2 separate regions of the Homo sapiens genome follow, and region 1 is linked to region 2. Evidence: chromatin contacts called from ENCODE Hi-C or POLR2A ChIA-PET data. All regions are on one chromosome and are shown on one strand. The core of a region is the stretch at or near the end of the contact, and the rest is flanking DNA. Distances in the headings are between cores, read along the strand shown. Region 1 overlaps RRBP1 (ribosome binding protein 1). Region 2 has its middle 68 kb from the start of SNORD17.

The links. Hi-C counts contacts between places; a loop is a spot of excess contacts on that map. ChIA-PET counts read pairs that join two places held with the same protein, here RNA polymerase II (POLR2A). Pooled maps may share reads with other maps.
Region 1: a pooled map shows a loop between it and region 2 (2.3-fold over the local background). The contact joins two enhancer-like sites. A Hi-C loop is called at or near these places in 3 of 168 maps with a recorded cell type or tissue (endothelial cell of hepatic sinusoid, heart left ventricle and right lobe of liver) and 3 of 50 pooled maps. POLR2A ChIA-PET finds 5 or more read pairs at or near these places in 3 of 52 experiments (H1, HepG2 and MCF 10A).

Annotation. Positions count from the first base shown.
Region 1 is chr20:17,628,216-17,635,662 of GRCh38, reverse strand. It overlaps RRBP1 (ribosome binding protein 1), which reads left to right. Exons shown (of 25, transcript NM_001365613.2): 7 at 1-117; 8 at 2,050-2,203; 9 at 5,702-5,840. Among named protein-coding and RNA genes, the nearest start is that of RRBP1, 50 kb to the left of the region's middle. Within about 2 kb of position 1,367, at least 14 of the 41 ENCODE cell types and tissues checked have a DNase peak (open chromatin) inside an H3K27ac peak, as active enhancers do; they include heart left ventricle and right lobe of liver, where a contact is called at or near this core.
Region 2 is chr20:17,891,048-17,898,382 of GRCh38, reverse strand. No RefSeq gene overlaps it. Among named protein-coding and RNA genes, the nearest start is that of SNORD17, 68 kb to the left of the region's middle. RefSeq lists enhancers at 2,403-2,542, 2,197-2,873. Within about 2 kb of position 2,627, at least 26 of the 41 ENCODE cell types and tissues checked have a DNase peak (open chromatin) inside an H3K27ac peak, as active enhancers do; they include heart left ventricle and right lobe of liver, where a contact is called at or near this core.

The DNA.
Region 1 (7,447 bases), core at 118-2,617, 260 kb after region 2:
CCGGACTCTTCAGGAGCAGCTGGAGAATGGCCCCAACACGCAGCTGGCCCGCCTGCAGCAGGAGAACTCCATCCTGCGGGATGCCTTGAACCAGGCCACGAGCCAGGTGGAGAGCAAGTAAGCTGAGCTTTCCTGCCTCAGCACCTCCCCAAGGGCCCTGGAGCGAGGAAGGCTTCACGAGGCTGCGGCCAGGGCAGCTGGCACAAGAGCCAGGCATGGGCCCTACATGTGTGCGGAGCCGTCCTGACCTTCCATCTCCCGTCTGGGTTCTGGGCCCCTGAGTCTTCTAACAGGTGGCCCAGCGTCCCTGTGGTGGCTGGTGGTGGGCCTCGACTGTGCCCTGGAGCACAGCCTCCTGCTCTGCAACACCCTTGCTTCAGATGCACTGGTACTAGGGAGGGTTTCCAGCACCCACCTGCCTAGCGGGGTTCTCATCTCAGTGTTGTCTCTGAGTTGCTGAAGCACCGCAGCCCACAGCAAGTGGGCCGGAGGGTGCACTTCCCCTCCGGAGTTGAGTACAGCCGCACTTCTGCTTCCCTGATTTAAGCATTACACCCTCAGTGGCAGCCCTCGAGAAACCCACTGCAGTGTCTTTAGTTGTACATTTCTTTGCTTTCTCTGGTCCGAAGTGTCCTGCAGGGACTTGGCAGAGCTCTGTGTTATCCCGAAAGCCTCTGCTCTCACCAAGGCAGGGGCTGACCACAGCAGAGCACGCTGGCACCCTTAGTCCTTGTCTGGGAGTCGGGTCAGGGGAAGTCCAGTGTGGGAGCTGGACAGGGAGGGGAGCTGGGCCAAGTATCTGTTTTGACTATGGCTCCCTCTGACGTGGAGTGAGATCCAGCAGCTGCCTTCCCCTCTGCCTGTCCCCTCTGGGTCCCCTTCCTGAGCCATCGGCTGGTTGGAGGTTTGTGGCTGCTGTTTCCCCAAAAGCCACAGCAGAAGGCATATGTGGGGACTGAGAAATTCTCTGGCGTCTCCCCACATAGGATCTGCTGTGGCCTCCTTAATGGGTAAGGCTCTAAAGCCAGGAGACTTGTCACGCTGAGGCAGTGGCCCTGCCAGTCCAGAAGCTCTGGCTGGTGGGTGGCTCTCAGCAGCGGGATGTGTTTTCCCAGGCCCACTTCAGAGCTCCCAGTCCATCTTGAGGGCACCACACGACCTTCCGCCTCCCTCCTAGGTCACTTGAACCTTGGCCTTGTGAAGCATGGAGCTGATGGACCTACAGTGGGCTTTGGTGTGGCCTCCCCGGTACAGACGAGGCAGCCCCCAAGTCAGAGAGGTGGGACCCACCACCCCGCAGGCAGCAGAGCAAATCTAGCCTCAGCCCGGTTTCCCAGCTCCGCCTGGCCTGGTGCTGCGTCCCAGGGTTTGGGACAGTCTCGTCTGGTGGTGTCCCTTGGTTGGACAGTCAGTCTTTGGCCTTGAGGCAGCGTCTGCTAGTGAGGGAGTGGCATCCTGATCACACGCCTTACGCTGGAAAGGCAGGCCTCCAGCTGCCCCCTTTTCCTTTAAGTCTCCTTCTGTAACTCCGGAACATTCCTCCCAGCTCCTGAGACCCAGCTTTTGAAGTGCAGTCCTGAAGGGTCTGTTTTGTAAGCACCTCAGGCTCTGGCTTTGGGCAGCCTCCCCAGCCTGGCCCTGGTCCAGCTGGCCAGTGAGGGGGCGCGTGGACTCCGTGGGCTGCTGCCCACAGGCCTACAGGGCGTCAAGGCGGGTGGATCTTCATCTCAAGGCTGGTTTGCACCCAGAACTGTGTTGCCGTTTTCTGTGAATTTCTGGCTGTTTCTGGGAGGGGCTCCCCTGGGATGCTTTAGTGCACATTTGCTCTATGCTGTCTCTGGTTCATGCACTATATAGGTAAAACAATGTCTTCAACAAAACACATGCCCAACCCCACACAGCTGATAATGGAAAAGTGGCTTTGGTAATGGCTTCAAGACTTGGGCAACTGCTTACTTACAAGAGAGCTGGAGTCCTGGAGGGAGGGCTTGGACCACCGATCCCATCACCCTTTTCTTTCCATTAGTCGGGCTGGTGACTGTCTTGCAGGCAGAACGCAGAGCTGGCCAAGCTTCGGCAGGAGCTCAGCAAGGTCAGCAAAGAGCTGGTGGAGAAGTCAGAGGCTGTGCGGCAAGATGAGCAGCAGCGGAAAGCTCTGGAAGCCAAGGCAGCTGCCTTCGAGAAGCAGGTCCTGCAGCTGCAGGTGAGTCGGGGCAGTGGCCGCCTCAGTGCCCTGTTCACTGCCCAGCAAGCCTGTCTGCATAGCGGGGATGGGCCCAGGCTGGCCGTGCCACACTGGGCACCCGTTTCTAGCCTTGACTGGGACAGATGATGGTGTCTGCAGGGCTGGGGCTCAAACTCTTCACCTTAGTCTCCTTGGTAGTAGTTACAGCTGGCATCAAGCGGGAGCTTTCTGTATGCTAAGCACTGTTCTGAGCATTTTCAAGCGTTAACTCAGCCACTTTTCCTTGTAACCCTATGAGGTAGGCACTGGTAGTGTCTGCATTTTTACCCATAAGGGAGTTTGAGGTGCAGAGAAGTTCAGCAACTACCTCAAGTTCACCCAGCCAGGACATGGCAGAAGCAGAATTTGAACCCCAAGTCTCGCTCTGGAGCCGTGTTTTTCCTCCCATACTTGCCCCCACTGTGGTACTGCAGCTCTGGAGCAGCCAGCTGAGCCCACAGGCTGTGGACGCAGCCTCTGGCTTCAAGGCCAGTGGGGTTTCTTCTTTCTCAGCTTCTGGGTGTGGCCTTGAGGCCTTTTTTCCCAGGAGGGTGCCTGTTCTCCTTCAGAGGGAGGAAGATTGTCCCCCTGTCCCCAGGGGGACACGGGCAGCATGCAGCATGTTTTCCCAGCCCAGAGGCCTTGCCTGATGAATTCCCATCCGTCTGCTGGCCTGTGTTGGGCAGGTGGACCCCACATAGGGCTGTTACCCAGGGCATGAGGCACCTTGATGTCATGCCCACTTGGGTTTAACTTTTCTGGATAATGAGACCCCAGGGGCTTAGGGCCCTTTTTCTGTCCCATCATTGAAACCAGGCTGTAGTGCGTGGGGGCATTAGTGCTGCCTCTTGGAACTAGAACAGACACGAAATTTTAAGAGTGATGTTTGAGCGTGTGCAAGGACTAAAAGAGAACATGGACAAAGAAACAGTTTGAATTGGGGTGGAATTGAGATGGATAATTTGGTGTTTTCTGATGTTCATGTGAAGCAGACCCACTCAGAAGAGGGAGTTGAGAAGCTGTGGGGTGTGCCTGCCCATGATTGTGTTTTAAAGGCTCCTGGACGGTTGTGGTCCATCTGGGCCTGGAACTGGGCTTGGTCTGTCACCATCACGTGTCATTCCTACGAAGGATCTAGCCAGGGCCCCCAGGCTCCCAGTATCTCCTGTCCTCTCCAGACTCAGGGTCCTTGTCCACAGCCTGGGGCTGGGCAGAGGATTCCCTGCTCTCCAGTCTGACACCAAAGATTCTGTGCCTGTCAAGTCTGTGATTGACAGTGAGGCCTTTGGCGCCAGCTGTCGGGTTCAGGTCCTGGCTCTGCCACTTCCTAGCAAGTTATTTCAGAGCCTCAGTTTTCCCATCTGTACTATGGACAGGATAGTAGGAGCTGTCCTGCAGGGTGACTGTGGGAGTTAACCATGCTATTACACCCAGAGTGCCTAGGACTAGATCAGTGCTTTTCAGAAAAAGAGCTCAATGTGAACTCTACAAAATTTTATTCAAGATATCTCCAAGTCAGACTGGCGGTTGAGGTTGTAGAAAATGTCTCTTTTTTGCTGAGGTGAAAATGGGGCTCTTTCCATATTGTGACTGTCCTGCCTTCACCTGAGGCCCCTTCACTGCCAGCCAGCTCTGCAGGAATGAGGGCGGGGGTGGCCTGTGCTGACCTTCGGTCCTGGAGCACTGGCATCAGGGAGGTGCCCTGCCCCTCATTGCCTGTCTCTCCCCGGACGGCCTCTTGGGGCCTGCTTGGAAGAAAGTACCCATTGAAGGTGCTGATGACATCCTTCTAGAAGAACTGAATCTTAGAAATCCAGGAGGGCCTTATGAAAGTCCCCAGCTGGGCCCACCCAGCCACGGGACCCGCTTCTGAAATTGTTCAGTGTGATTGGCTGTGCTAACAACATTCTCTTCAAGGCAAAGACAGTTGTCACCTGAGGTCTTAAGATGGAGGCCCGTGGTTTCCATCAAAGATTTTAAGTTTGGGGTTCCTGAAGGTGGGTGGGTTTTTGTTTGCTTGTTGCTGGAATCAGAGTTCTAATCAATGTTAGTAACAAACGGAAGAACATGTGTGGTCAGTCTCCCTGCAGTCTGAGCTGGAGTCCCTTTTCTTAAAGAAAAAAAGCAGCAGCAGCTGGTGTGTTTTCTTCCAGTCGTGTAATGACCCTGCCCTATGTATCCTGGTCGAGGCAGAGGTGTGAGGGTGTTGGAGCCGGTGGGTGCAAGGCAGGCTCCTGCCCGGGACACCTGGCAGAGGAGAAGCAGGTGTGCTTTCTGGGAGCAGCTTGCAGTCACTCCTTTCTTTCATTTCCTCCCTAGGAGTTGGAACTGAGTAATCCCCTGCTACGTTCTAATGCAGAAAGCACTGCCCATCCTAAAGCTGCCCCCAGTTTTCACTGCACAGTACACGTGAACCACGGCCTAGTGGCCACCTCCTTGGTGATGGCTTCACTGGCTCCAGCCACGCCTCTGCCCGGATGGTGCTCATCTGAGCAGTTACCCCAGCTCCAGGTTGTGCAGCCATTGCCCTAAAAGAAAATGAAAATGGATGTGGATGGGATCAGCTTGGTAAAGGCATTGACGAGGGATAACTCACAGCCTCTTATTCAAACAGCAGTCATCTGTTGATGCCCCTCTTACCTGGTTCTGCCCCCAGACAAGCTTGTTAATGAATAATCAGTGGTCGGGCTTTTTGGAGAACTGAGTTCTCCAAAGGGCTGGTTAAATGGAGGCCTTGGCCAGCACTTCTGCCCCAGTGTGTGGGAATCCTTTACAGGTGGATGAGGGTGTCCTGTGGAGCACCGACTGGGACTGCCAGAGCCTGCCTGACACTGAGCCGGGAACTGGGCAAACACTGAAGCTCTGTGTGGCTCCTAAACAAGGGTGTGGTGGGCCTGTCTGTCCTGAGTGAGGAAATGTCTCTGAGATACTTTTGAAGCATGTGAAATTGCCATTTTTGTAGGTAAAAATGGTCAAACACTGACAATTTCACGTGGTTCAACCTAATATTAAGAACTAAGAGCACTGCCCTATAGCGTGATCGCAGTGGTGCACCGTGCGTGTGTGTGTGTAACATGTGGAGCTGCAGGTGGGAGACCCACCAAGCTGTCCGCCCCTGGGAGAGGAATCGAGGACTGGATTGGGAAATGTCGCTAGTTTACTCTGAATCAGTATCTTTGGACTCTTGCAGTAACCATGTCTTCATGAATCACTTGAGAATGTAAAAATAGGGACTCAGAAAAGAACTGGGAAGTGAGTGTGGGTCCCTGGCAGCTGCCTTCTCCCCATGAAAGGGTTCTGGCCGAAGTGAAGCCTGTGCGGGTTCTAGAGCCTCGAGGGATGCATTTCCTTCCCACATGGACCAGAGACTGCACGGGGCTTTGGTGGGGTAAAGAGCTCTGTCCGCCTCCACCGCAGAGCCGCTGAGGGCCTGGTCCTTCCACGTCTTCACTGCCCCACTCCCCTGCCCGTCCCCAGGCGTCCCACAGGGAGAGTGAGGAGGCCCTGCAGAAGCGCCTGGACGAGGTCAGCCGGGAGCTGTGCCACACGCAGAGCAGCCACGCCAGCCTCCGGGCGGATGCCGAGAAGGCCCAGGAGCAACAGCAGCAGATGGCCGGTAAGGGCGGCGGCAGTGGGGCCGGGGGTTCAGTGCAGGGTGCTGGGTCTGCATGCCGGCCCAGCCCCACTGCCAGTGCCAGAACTCAGTGGGTTAGGCCTGTTGGGTGAGGGCAGCACGGATCCCTTGACTGCCCCTCAGAAAGTCAAAGAGCAGGGGATTATGCCCAGTCAGGGGCTGGCGGGGGGCGCAGTCAGCCTATAGGCGCAGTCCAGAGGTGGGGGGATGGAGCTGTGAGGATGGGACCTACAGGGGCTAGAAGTGGGGGGCAAGGCCTGTGAGGGCCTGGTGCATGGGAGCAGGGCATATGGGGGTGGAAGGCACTGCTTCCCTCCCAAGCCTGGGTCCGCAGTGGCTGTGGATGAACCAGGGAGATCCTGAGGCGTCTCAGCTAAATGTGTGTTCTGGGCCTTTCTACTCTCCCAGCTCAGTCAGCCCAGAAGGCCAGGCAGGATTTACAAGCCTGTGGTTCCCTTGCTGCAGTCGATCATGGAAAGGGTGACAGGGATGGAGGGCCGAGAGCCCCTGGAGAAAGGGAGCTGAAGGTGCCAGTGAGAGGCCCGTGGCCCTTGGCTCACTGGCGCTTCCCGAGCCCCTCCCCAGGCCAAGCACTGCCGTGGGTGCCGGGCTGGGCTGGACTGGGGGTTACACGACAGAGTCACCTGCAAGGACAGGATTGCACAGCAGGGCCCTCTACACAGGGACTGTGTTCAGGGCAGGGTTGGCAACTGTTTCTGTGAGGGATGGATGGTGAATGCTTCTGGCCAGTCTCTGTCACAACTGCTCAGCTCTGCCACAGTGGGCAAAAGTGCCCGTTAACACCGGGTGAACTGTTTCTGTCGGGGATGGATGGTGAATGCTTCTGGCCAGTCTCTGTCACAACTGTTCAGCTCTGCCACAGTGGGCAAAAGTGCCCATTAACACCGAGTGAACAGAGGGGCCTGGCTGTGTTCAAAGAAAGCTTCATTGATATCACTTGGAAAAATGGAGGTTGGGAGGCACGGCCCCAGCTTCCCGGCCCCTGCTCCAGAGGGCTGGGCATGGCTTTAGATTGCGTGGTCCTGGAGACTCTCTGAGGCAGGAGGGGATGCATGGCAGAGGCCAGCACAGGGCCCGGAGGTGGGAATGAACTGACTTGGCCTATGTGAGAAATGGGCTAACAAGTGTGGCTGGAAGGAGAAGGCTGGTGGCGGGGCAGGGCCAGGTCACCCTCCCTCTGAGGAGCTTGGGCACCGTGGAAGGTGTGACAGAAGTGCTTGGGGCAGGAGATGAAGTCGTCTCATGTGCGCTTCTGGACACTGACACCAGGTGGAGAGCAGACCAGAGGGGCACGAGTGGCCCATGGAGACCAGGGATGAGGCCTTGCAGTTGCTGAGGCCCAAGGCAACAGGGCAGGGCCCAGGTGGCCGCAGAGGTGCTAGTGAAGAGGGCAACTTGACAGATGGCGGGTGTGGGCTCGTAGGCTTCGGCAGTGGGCGAGGGAGGAAGATGAGGAGTCCTGGGAGGTCGGGATGTTGGGTTTGCGTTGTCTAACTAGAGCTTCATTTAGAAGAGGCAGATGGCAGAGCCTGGGGTTGGGGAGAGTGCAGCCTCAGAGGCACGAAGAT
Region 2 (7,335 bases), core at 1,378-3,877:
CAGTTGAAATGTGGCTAGTGAGACTGAGGAACTGAATTTCAGATTTTACTTAATTCTAATTAATTAATTAATTAACTGATTAATTTTTAGAGACAGAGCTCAGCTTGGTTGCCCAGGCTGGAGTGCAGTGGCATGCCATAGCTCACTGCAGCCTCAAACTCCCAGTCAAGCTAGGACTATAGGCAAGCATCACCACACCCAGCTCATTTTAAAATTATTTTTTCTAGGGATGGATCTCACTGTGTTGCCCAGATTGGTCTTGAACACATGGCCTCAGGCAATTCTCTGCTTTGATTTGCCAAAGTGCTGGGATAACAGGCATGAGCCATCATGCCCAGCCTTATTAAATTTAAACAGCTACATGTGGTCACTCTATGGAGCAGCATAGCTTTATAATAATTTTTTAAAATTAATTAGTTTAATTGACACATTATCATTGTACATAGGTATGGGGTGCAGTTTGATATTTTAATACATATATTGTATAATGGTCAAATTAGGGTAGTTAGCATGTCAATCACCTTAGGCATTTATCATTCCCTTGTGGTGAGAACATTCAAAAGCCTCTCCTCTAGCTATTTTGTAATATACAATATCTTACTGTTAACCATAGCCACCCTACTGTGTAACAGAACCCCAGAATTTATGCCTCCCATCTAATTGTAATTTGTACCTGTTGACCGACCTCTCCCCATCCTCCCCTCTCCCCTGCCCTTCCCAGGCTCTGGTAACCACTGTTGGACTCTCTGACTCTTCTTCTATGAGATCAATTTTTTTTTTTTTTTTTTTTAGATTCCACATATGAGTGAGATCATGCAGTATTTGTCTCTCTGTGTCTGGCTTATTTCACTTAATATGATGTCCTCCAAGTTCATCCATGTTGTTGAAAATGACAGGATTTCATTTTTTTATGGCTGGTACAATTATTTTTGTTTCTATTATTTCAGCAAAGGAGAATCAGGAGAGAAAATATCAGAACAGAGTACAGCCAGTCAGTCTCCTTACCAGTGTCAGGGCAGATTAGTGTAAGACTGTGGGGTTCTAGAGATTTGTGGGTCAATTCTGGCCTTGCCACTTAATAGCTGCTGTGACGTTAGGTAAGTGAGTTCATCTCTCTGAGCCTCAGTTTCTTTATCTGTAGATTGGGGATTGTAATGGCAACCTCAGAAGACTACTGTGAGGACTGAGTGAAGTACTGTGTACATCACTCAGGGTATGGGAGCATTGACTTACATAGTGAGTGCTCAGCAAAAGTCCCTCTGCCCCTGTTGGTGGTGATGGTGGCAGTGACAGCGGATTTATTATTCACCAAACTAGTCTTCCTGCTCACTGTCTCTACAGGGGCTAAATCGGGGGAGGACACAGTCCAAGGTCAAGAGCATCAAGCAAAGAATTAGTCAGCAGTCAGCCTAGGAGTCAGGCTGTTGTGTCAACTGCATTAACCCAGAGGTCAGAAGCAAAGGGACTTACAGAAAAATTCTAAGAACAGAACAAAAGGATTTTTTTTTAAACTCTTCATCAAGATTCCCCAAATATTAACATTTTTGCCACATTTGCCTTACTGTTTTCTCTGTCTGTGTGTACAAATATATATATTTTTCTGAATCATAAGAGAGTAAATTGCAGATGTGATGCCCTCTATCTCCCAAAGCTTCAGTGTATAATTCCTAAAAAGTAAAGGACATTCTGCTACACAGCCACAGTGCAGTGACTAAGTCAGGAAACGAACACTGATTCAATACAATTAGCTAATCTACAGACCGTATTCAGATTTAGATGTCACCAACTGTCCCAGTAATGTCCTTTATAGCAACACAATATCCCAGATCACGTGCTGCAGTTGGTTGCCCTGTCTCTAATCTCCTCCAATCGGCGACAGTTCCTTGGGCTTTCTTTGTCTTTCCTGACCTTGACATTTTTGAAGAGTCCACGCAGTTTTCTTGTAGAATGTCCTTCAGTTTGGGTCTGCCTGATGTTTCCTCATGATAAGCCTCAGGTTGTGTATTCTTGGCAAGAATACTGGGAAAATGATGCTGTGTTCTCAGTGCATCAGATGAGCGGGGACATGAGGTCCCTTTCTTAGTTTGGGAGAATAAATTCTGATGAAAAATATTCCCAGTGAGAAGGAAAATCGAGAGGATCTCAGGAGGCTGGTGTGGTTTGCACAAGCAACTGTGCTTCGCTCACATTTTCAAAGGACAGAAGCAAAGGGTGGAAGGCAGAGAACTCCACTCAGAGAGCGAGAGAACGGAGAGAAGAGCGGCTGAAAAGCTGGCTCCAGAAACGAGCTGAGGCCCTGAAAAATGCTGAAGGCAACCAAATAGGCTTCTAAATTGCTTACTTAAAAAACACTCATTCGTTTTCCTGACAATAAAAAATAGAATGTGGTCATTGTGGAAAATACAAACGTATAAAGAAGGAAACAGTAACTCCCTGCATCCTACACCCAGCTGTAGCCACGGCTAATATTTTGGGTATTTTCCCTCCCCACCTCCAGGAAAGGTTTTTAAAGCTGCGCTTGGAGCATGAAACAAAATGAGAAAGACTTCAGCTTCTCGGCGTGGGGAAGGTGATGTCATGCCAGCGGGGGCGGCGGAAAGGGCTGCCTGTGCTTCCCCTTCACTCTCGGGACGCGGCTGTGGGCTGGGCAGGAGGGAGCCAAGTCTGGGGTGCACTGGGGAGCCCAGAACCACTGCTATGCTCTGCAAAACTCTGAGGCGCTTCCAAAAGTTTGGAGCTGGGCATGTATTTTACTGATTTCTAAAAATCGTAAGCGGTTGTTCGGGGGGAGGAGAAGGGTGTTGGGGTGACGGGGTGTCCGCGCTGGAGACTCAGCTGTGTGCGCCCTGATTCAGACGAGGGAGGCCTTCCAGGTGGGGGTGGGCAGGGAGCTTCTGGGGAAGAATGCATCCTGAGGGCGGAGAGCTACAGGGTAAGGGGGCCAGGCTGTCGGCATTAGAGGGGTGTCTGCGTTTGGCTGCAGCCCAGCCCGCAGGCTCCAGAGTCTGGGAGCCGCGAAGGAGCCGCCCTTATCAGGCAGTAGGGCGAGCTGCCCCAGGGGACAGTCTCTGTGCTGAGGGCATTCCTCGACCTGGGTCGTGGCGCCTACTAGCAGGGGGTTCCAGGATTCCCAGGGCAGAGCTGTCCGGTGTGAGGTGTCCAGCTGGCTTGAGGCCTGTGGCCCTGAAGGCCGGGTGGGCCAGGAGGCTGAGAGGCAGCCACCTTTAAAGGGAGCCAGAGCAGGGAGGGAAACGGAGCTCTTCCCCTGCCGTCCTGGCGCTGTTCCTGCCAATAGACAAGGCAGATGTGTACAATGATTATAGTCTTTTTGTTTGTTTTAAGAGACAGCCTTGCTGTGTTGCCCAGGCTGGAGTGAGTGCAGTGGCTTGTTCATAGCTCACTGCAGCCTGGAACTCCTGGGCTCAGGGGATCCTCCCACTTCAGCTTCCCAAGTAACTGGGACTACAGGTGTGTGCCACCATGCCCTGCTAATTTTTTTTTTTTTTTTTTGAGACGGAGTTTCGCTCTTGTTGCCCAGGCTGGAGTGCAATGGCGGGATCTCAGCTTACTGCAACCTCTGCCTCCCAGGTTCAAGCGATTCTCCTGCCTCTCGGCCTCCCGAGTAGCTGGGATTACAGGCATGTGCCACCACTCCCGGCTAATTTTATATTTTTAGTAAAGACGGGGTTTCTCCATGTTGGTCAGGCTGGTTTTGAACTCCCGACCTCAGGTGATCCGCCTGTCTCGGCCTCCCAAAGTGCTGGGATTACAGGTGTTAGCCACTGCACCCAGCCACCCCACTAATTTTTAAATTATTTATTTATTTAGAGACAGAATCTCACTCTGTCACCCAGGTTGGAATGCAGTGGCACCATCATAGCTCACTGCAGCCTCAACCTCCAGGGTTCCAGGGATTCTCCTGCTTCAGCCTCCCAAGCAGCTGGGACTATAGGCGTGGGCCAGCCCATCAGACTAATTTTTTTTTTCAGATCCTCACATCTCAGATGAACATCCAGCTAATTTTAAAAAGTTTTGTAGAGATGGGGTCTTGCTATGTTGACCAGGCTGGTCTCGAACTCCTGGGCTCAAGCAACTCTCCTACCTCAGCCTCCCAAAGTGTTAGGATTACAGGTGGGAGCCATCACACCACCCAGCCTGATTATAACATTTTAACTGTGGGCCAGGCACTGTGTTAAGTCTAAGTCTGCGTATGTTCAAAGTAGCCTTTGCAACTGGTCTATCGAGGTAGGTATTTATCATTCCTGTTTTACAGAGGACTCAAAGGTAAATGATATGGCAGATGTGGTCAGTGCCCCAATGTCTCCCGGGCACTGGGAGGTGACCTCAGACCATTCCATGTGTGCCTGTGGCTCCCTGTATCTCTCTACAGGGCATGCTCTATGGCCCTTGGAGTGTGGGGAGTTAACACCTCAAGAGTGATTCTCAGCTGGTGGGCGAGGGATGGGAGTTGTATGAAAACCCCAGGGTGCTTGCTCCTTGATGAGACAATTTTATTTTTAATTGTAGTAAAAAAAACACATAGCATAAAATTTACCATCTGAACCATTTATAAGTGTATAGTACAGTAGTATTAACTGTTTGCACCTTGTTGTGTAATAGAACTTTTCATCTTGCAAAACTGAAACTCTATACCCATTAAATAACTCCCCATTCCCTCTCTCTGCAGGCCCTGGCAACCACATTCTACTTTCTGTCTGTGAATTTGACACTTTAGGTACCTTGTATGCAGTATGTGTCCTTCTGTGACTGGCTTATTTCACTGAGCATAATGTCCTCAAGATTCGTCCATGTTGTAACGTGTATCTGAATTTCCCTTTTTTTTTTTTGTATTTTTAGTAGAGATGTGGTTTCACTATGTTGGCCAGGCTGGTCTTGAACACCTGACCTCATGATCCACCCGCCTCAGCCTCCCAAAGTGCTGGGATTACAGGCATGAGCCACTGCATCCAGCCAGCATTTATCCTTTCTTTGTGTTACAAACAATCCAGTTATACTCTTAGTTGTCTTTAAATGTATAATATACTATTGTTGACTGCTGTCAGTTTGTTGTGCTATCAAATATTAGATCTTATTTATTCTATCTAACTATATTTTTGTATCCGTTAACCATCCCCACTCTACCCCCACCCCACTACCCTTCCCAGCCTCTGGTAACCATCCTTTTACTCTCTATCACCATGAGTTCAATTGTTGTAATATTTAGCTCCCACAAATAAGTGAGGACATGTGAAGTTTGTCTTTCTGTGCATGGCTTGTTTCACTTAACATAAGAACCTCCAGTTCCGTTCATGTTGTTGCAAATGACAGGATCTCATTCTTTTTTATGGCAGAATGGTACTCCATTGTGTATATGTACCACATTTTCTTTATCCAATCATCTGTTGATGGACACTTAGGTGGCTTCCAAATCTTGGCTATTGTGAACAGAGCTGCAACAAACATGGAAGTGCAGATATCCTTTCATTATGCTGATTTCCTTTTTTGGGGGTATATTTTTAGCAGTGGAATTGCTGGATCATATGGTAGTTCTATTTTTAGTTTTTTGAGGAACCTCCAAGCTGTTCTCCCTAGTGGCTGTACTAATTTACATTCCCACCAACAGTGTACAAGGGTTCCCTTTTCTCCACATCCTTGACAGCATTTGTTATTGCCTGTCCAAAAGACAAAAGCCATTTTAACTGGGGTGAGATGACCTCTCATTGTAGTTTTGATTTGCATCTCTCTGATGACCGATAATGTTGAGCACCTTTCAATATGCCTGTTTGCCATCTGTATGTTTTCTTTTGAGAAATGTCTATTCAGATCTTTTGCCCATTTTTGGTTGGATTATTAGATTTTTTTCTATAGACTGGTTTGAGCTCCTTATATGTCCTGGCTATTAATTCTTTGCCAGATGGATAGTTTGCAGATATTTTCTCCTATTCTGTGGGTTGTTTCTTTATTTTGTTGATTGTTTCCTTTGCTGTGCAGAAGCTTTTTAACTTGATGTGGTTTGTCCATGTTTGCTTTAGTTGTCTGTGCTTGTGGGGTATTATTCAAGAAATCTTTGCTCAGTCCAAAGTCCTGGAGAGATTTTTTCCCAATGTTTTCTTTTAATAGTGTCATAGTTTCAGGTCTTAGATTTAAGTCTTTAATACGTTTTGATTTGATTGTTGTATATGGCAAGAGATAGGGGTCTAGTTTCATTCTTCTGCATATGGATATCCAGTTTTCCCAGCACTATTTATTGAAGAGACTGTCCTTTCCTCAATGTATGTTCTTGGTACCTTTGTAAAAAATGAGTTCACTGTAGATGTATGGGTTTTTTCCTGGGTTCTCCATTGTTTTCTGTTGGTCTACGTGTCAGTTTTTATGCCAGTGCTGTGCTGTTTTGGTTACTATAGCTCTGTAATATAACTGGAAGTCAGGTTATGTGATTCCTCCAGTTTTGTTCTTTTTGCTGAGGATATCTTTGGATACTCTGGGTCTTTGTGGTTCCATATATATTTTAGGATTTTTTTTTCTATTTCTGTGAAGAATGTCATTGTTATTTTGATAGGGATTGTATTGAATCTATAGATTGCTTGGGATAGTATGAACATTTTGACAATATTGGTTATTTCAATTCATGAACATGTAATATCTTTTCATTTTTTGGTGTCTTCAATTTCTTTCATTAAGATTTTGTAGTTTTCATTGTAGAGCTCTTTCACTTCTTTGGTTAAGTTATTTCCTAGGTATTTTATTTCATTGGTAACTATTGTAAATGGAATTACTTTCTGGATTTCTTTTACAGATTGTTTGCTGTTGGCATATAGAAATGCTACTGATTTTTGTATGTTTTTTTTGTATCCTGCAACTTTACTGAATTTATCAATTCTAATAGTTTTTGTTGATGGATATTTTTTGTTTGTTTGTTTCTTGTTTTTTGTTTGAGACGGAGTTTTGCTCTTGTTGCCTAGGCTGGAGTGCAATAGCGCCATATTAGCTCACTGCAACCTCCACCTCCAGGTTCAAGCAATTCTCCTGCCTCAGCCTTTCAAGCAGCTGGGATTACAGGCACCCGCCACCACACCCAGCCAATTGTTTGTATGTTTAGTAGAGATGGGGTTTCACTGTGTTGGCCAGACTGGTCTTGAACTCCTGACCTCAGATGATCCACCCACCTCGGCCTCTCAAAGTGCTGGGATTACAGGTGTGAGCCACCATGCCTGGCTGATATTTACTTTTTTAAACATTTAATTGTTATTTTTGTAAAAATAGAGATGAGGTCTCACTGTATTGCCCAGGCTGATCTCCAATTCCTGAGCTAGAGTGATCCTCCAGCCTTGGCTT